Linked DNA regions of Homo sapiens: region 2 is linked to region 1. A link is an interaction called in ENCODE POLR2A ChIA-PET data of the cell type or tissue named here. Cell type or tissue: GM12878. All regions are shown on one strand.

Region 1 (2,500 bases):
AAATGGAATTACCTTTGCAAAGTTAAAAAGTATATTCCTATACCAGTTTTGGAGAACTCTCTGTGGCAGCTATTTTGTGATTTCTTGGAGAAGATAACAAATAATTATCATGTTGGTGGTAGAGAAAAGCCGTGTGTTTTGTGGCTCAAGTCTAAATCCATTTATTTACTCTCTTTAGTGACCCCACCCCTATTTGAGACCGTGCTACTAACCTACCACCTTGACAGTGCCTTTGAGTCGTGTAGCCCCACATTCCACCCTGAGAGCGTCTATCTGTGGAATGATGGCTGGAGATAAAGGAGTCAGTCTGTAGCCAGGAGGTCATTTGTCCTCTTCACATGGGAATCAGACTTATTGCTGTGGCCCGAGCTATATCCATCGTCTAACCAGCTGAGCTAATTAGCCCATAGCTGAGCTAACTAGCCCATAAAGACATAGCAGGTTATTGCTTACCCACATTAGTAAAGATTCGATTCTGTTTGGCCCTCACAATTTTCTCTGTGTTCACAGTTCATACCAGCAAGGGATTCCTGTTCCTTAGGAGAACTGACTTCCCAGTAAACACCCTGAGCACAGTCATCTTTAAATCTCTGTTTATAAGGCTGTGTGTGTGTGTGTGTGTGTGATGAGAAGCTAGAGCATCTGCGGGATTCAATAGGCAGAAAGCTGATGACCTATCATATGATAGTAAATGATTACGACATGAGTGAGAGTTACTTGGCATCAGCAAGCTGGTAGTTATTTTAAGAAAGGGGAAGCGATGTTTTAACACAGTGGGCAGGTGTGCTGGGGCAGGAAATATATTTTACCTAATCAAATAGCATTTAGCCAGGTAGTTGGCAGCTCAGCCTCTCTCTAAAACCAACTTTGCTTTGGTATTTTTCTCCCATTTATTTACTCTCTTTAGTGACCCTGTTTGGCACATCTTTGCACCATGACCAAAGTGACAGACTTTGGTCTCTGTTGGACTAATCAGTGTGTTCTCTGATCCATGACATATGTTCCCTGTAGACATTTAAAGTCAACATATTCAGCACTTGTGGTCTGGCAGGTCAGAGTTATTAACTGAGCTGATAGACTGGTTTGGATATTTGCATCCAAAAGACTTTCCTCCTCATCCTCTAACACATAGAGCCACACATCCACTCCCAACAACACAAATATTGACTGTACCAATCATTTATTAGCAGTAAAAATTTGAGAGCAATTATTTTTTTACTGCGCTTGCCCTGAAAGACACCATTAATTACTATATTGCCTGTGGATGTGAGCCAGTTTCGGTGTCCCAGGGGCCTGCTCCCCACCCGGAAGAAGTATTTGCAGCTCCGAGGAACACAGCATAGGATGTCATCTGGCAAGCAGTGCACTGACATTGTCTTCTGAAGTGAGATGTCAAGACTGTTTCTGCCATCCTATTGGATTCCTCCTGACTTGCAGTTTACAGGTCAGGATTGGCGGTGACGGTAGGTTTCCCCAATGGCCTGAAAACTCCAAATAGAGGTGGGTGTGGGTGAAATTTGAGATGTGCCAGCTTTTTTTTTTTTAAAGAGCATGAGAAATATTCCAAATCATCCTAGAATAATTATCAGCGGAAGAACTTTTTTGATTGTTGATTCTGCAGGTCTCATCCAGAGGGTGAAAAGAATTAAGGCTTCTGATGGGCAGCACCAGCCAGTCTGCCTTTTCAGTTCTGATCTTTCAAAGGCAGGTGTGATGCAGAGATAGTAATGGTGCTGTTGGATGGTTTTCCTCCTCTTCCTACTCTAGTTAGCAGAAATGCAAAAATGCCTTTTGGAATTTAAACTTGTACCCTAAACCAGTTTGACCACATTTTTTGCTCAATTTGGAAAATCACACAAGCTATTTGGAATGTATGTATGTATTTATTACAAGTGGGCTATTCCTTTATTAAAAATATACTGATTAGATGTATAGCATGTCCTCCCTGCTAAAAAGAAAATGAATCGTGACTTATTAATGTGCCTGATTACGTGATAGGCCTCGATATCTATTGGCTGCACTGATCAGCTTGAGCCTAGCTCTTACCACACCTTTTGTATTTTGTGTGTGTATTGATTATGATGCCAATCTGCACATCCATGAGCAATGTCACCCATTTTTAAATATAACTTGGAGAATAGCTAAGTAGTATGTTTAACAAGGGCTTGAGAATGTTTAGTACGCTCTATAGGGTAAGGAAGAATTGCTACTGAGAAGGCATATGGGATCAGTGGCATGTCAATGTAGAACACAGTAATGTAGAATGGACTGGCATCATGAGAGGGAAGCCTCTCTCACATTAAATATAAAAATATCTTAGGAAACATTTTCCAAAAACCAATGCTGTTAGAACTTGCAGTGGAACTGGGCTGACTTATTTTCTTCCTTCAGAGGTCTTTAATTAATAAAAAGAGAACTGAGAGTAAAGGAAAAGGCACAGTCCATCCAGTGCCTCCTAAGGACCCTTCTCATCATCGTCCTCCAGAGGAGGTACCTATGG
Region 2 (2,500 bases), 350 kb after region 1:
TAAAATAGGCCAGCCATGGTGGCTCACACCTGTAATCCCAGCACTTTGGGAAGCCAAGGCAGGCGGATCACCTGAGGTCGGGAGTTCAACACCAGCCTGGCCAACATGGTGAAACCCCATCTCTACTAAAAATACAAAAAAAAATTAGCTGGGCATAGTGGCAAGGGCCTGTAATCCCAGCTACTCGGGAGGCTGAAGCAGAAACATCACTTGAACCCAGGAGGTGAAGGTTGCAGTGAGCCAAGATTGCACCACTGCACTCCAGCCTCGGTGGCAGAGCAAGATAAATAAATCTCAAATCTCAAATAAATAAATAAATAATAAAATAAAATAAACAGGAGAAAAGATGTGTTCGTGATTTTTTTCCAATTCTGCCATCTCAGAAAAATGAGTAATTAGCCAGGCGTGATGGCAGGCACCTGTAGTCCCAGCTACTCGGGAGGCTGAGGCAGGAGAATCACATGAATCCGGGAGGCGGAGCTTGCAGTGAGCCGAGATTGTGCCACTGCACTCCAGCCTGGGCAACAGAGCGAGACTCCGTCTCAAGAAAAAAGAAAAAGAAAAGAAAAATGAGTAATGCTGTCTAGGATCTTAAGAAATTCATCAGTGTCTTCAAATGTATTCAAAACATACTTATTGAACTTTTATTATGTGCTAGGCACCATCCTACGACTGGCATTATGGTAGGGAGCAAAACAGATGATGTCCCTGCTTACATGGAACTGTCAAAATGATTGACTCTGGGTTCTGTATTAGCCAGACAGAGATAGGCGGATGGTTGTGCAAATATTCATTATTAAATGCTTATTATGCACTGGTCTTTTGTTAAGCATTTTATGTGTATTATCTTACTGAGTCTTCACAATAACCCTAGGCAGGCATGAGTGTCTCCACCTAATAGATATGAATTGAGACTCAGAGAGTTAAAGCCTTTTGCCCAAAATCACACAGCTGGTGGAGAGCAGTGCTGGACCAGGATTGATTGACTTTAGATAGTTTGACTCCAGAGCCACATTCCACCACACCGCAGCTTTCAAGAAAAAAGAAGATATGGAAATGTCTTGCCTTCACTTCTTTCCTTTTTCTGCTTTAGTGTCCTGATTCCCAAAAAAAAAAAAAAAAAAAAAAAGATATAATAGGGATAATTTAACATCCTCTGGATTATTTTACATTCTTGCAATGATCATGCATTGCCAGAAAAAATATTTTTGGTTTTTTCCCTCAAAGGAGGGATAAATGCTAGTTATAAAAATGCAGGCCAGGCCAGGTGCAGTGGCTCACACCTGTAATCCCAGCACTTTGGCAGGTGGATCACTTGAGGTCAGGAGTTCAGGACCAGCCTGGCCAACATGGTGAAACCCCATCTCTACTACAATTACAAAAATTAGCCGGGCATGGTGGCAGGCACCTGTAATCCCAGCTACTTGGGAGGCTGAAGTGGGAGGATTTGCTTGAGCTCGGGAGGTGGAGGCTGCAGTGAGCCAAGATCGCCCCACTGCACTCCAGCCTGGGCAGCAGAGTGAGACTCCATCTCACACACACACACACACACACACACACACACACACACACACACACACAATGCAGGCCATCTAGAAAGGTATTCATGTCATTCACTCAGTAAAGCTCTGTGCTGCTGTTTGGTGGCACACACAGCAGAAACAGAGGAGGGAGACTGGCATCGTCCCTGCCTTCTTGGAACTGAGAACTGGGCAGGGGAGAAGGACTGGGCATTTCATCTCAATGGGGTCGGGGACCTCCAGGAGAGACATTTGGGGCTGGGAGAGTCTGGCCTTGGGGAGTCAGGGCAGGTTCTCTAAAGAAGTGAAGACTGAGCTGATAAAAGGAGAGGCAGCCAGGTGCAGTGGCTCACGCCTGTAATCCCAGCACTACGGGAGGCCGAGGCAGGCGGATCACAAGGTCAGGAGTTCGAGACCAGCCTGGCCAACATGGTGAAACCCCGTCTCTACTAAAAATACAAAAAATTAGCCGGGCGTGGTAGCAAATGCCCGTAGTCCCAGCTACTCAGGAGGCTGAAGCAGAAGAATCACTTGAACCTGGGAGGCAGAGGTTGTAGTGAGCCGAGATTGTGCCACTGTACTCTAGCCTGGGTGACAGAGTAAGACTCTGTCTCAAAAAAAAAAAAAAAACAGAAGGAGAGGCAGCAAAGGGAAAGTGGGCTGTCAGGGAAGAGGCTTCCCGGTGGAGGAAAGAGCCTGTGCAAAGGTCCTCAGACTACCAGGACCGAGGCTGGAGGAAAGGAGAGATGGCCTGTCGGACCAGAGAGAGAGGGAGCAACTCAGGTTGGCAAGGCAGGCATGGGTCAGACAACATGAGGCCTCATCAGCATATCTTGTGTGGTCCGCGAGGCTTCATCCTTAGAACAATGGGCCCCACTGAAGAGTTACAAGCAAGAGAATGAATCTCTTAGAATCACCCAAATGCCACCACCCAGAATAATAACTGCACATGCCTTGCTGTGTGTCCTTTGCAACTTGGG

What was found. Peaks named below come from ENCODE experiments on the same cell type or tissue, not always from the same donor. Only the 100,000 strongest peaks of a DNase experiment are listed, where the experiment ranks them.
Region 2: POLR2A ChIA-PET joins it to region 1 with 8 read pairs; 5 of 35 experiments call an interaction of 5 or more read pairs at or near these places.

The regions. Positions count from the first base shown.
Region 1 is chr3:73,449,975-73,452,474 of GRCh38, reverse strand. All of the region lies in intron 3 of PDZRN3 (PDZ domain containing ring finger 3), which reads left to right. Among named protein-coding and RNA genes, the nearest start is that of PDZRN3-AS1, 170 kb to the left of the region's middle. In GM12878, no CTCF peak of the experiment used is centred here; DNase peaks (open chromatin) are centred at 764, 943 and 2,494; H3K27ac peaks cover 222 bases.
Region 2 is chr3:73,103,692-73,106,191 of GRCh38, reverse strand. The region is part of intron 1 of LOC107986098 (a long non-coding RNA gene); the gene reads right to left. Among named protein-coding and RNA genes, the nearest start is that of EBLN2, 43 kb to the right of the region's middle. In GM12878, no CTCF peak of the experiment used is centred here; no DNase peak of the experiment used is centred here.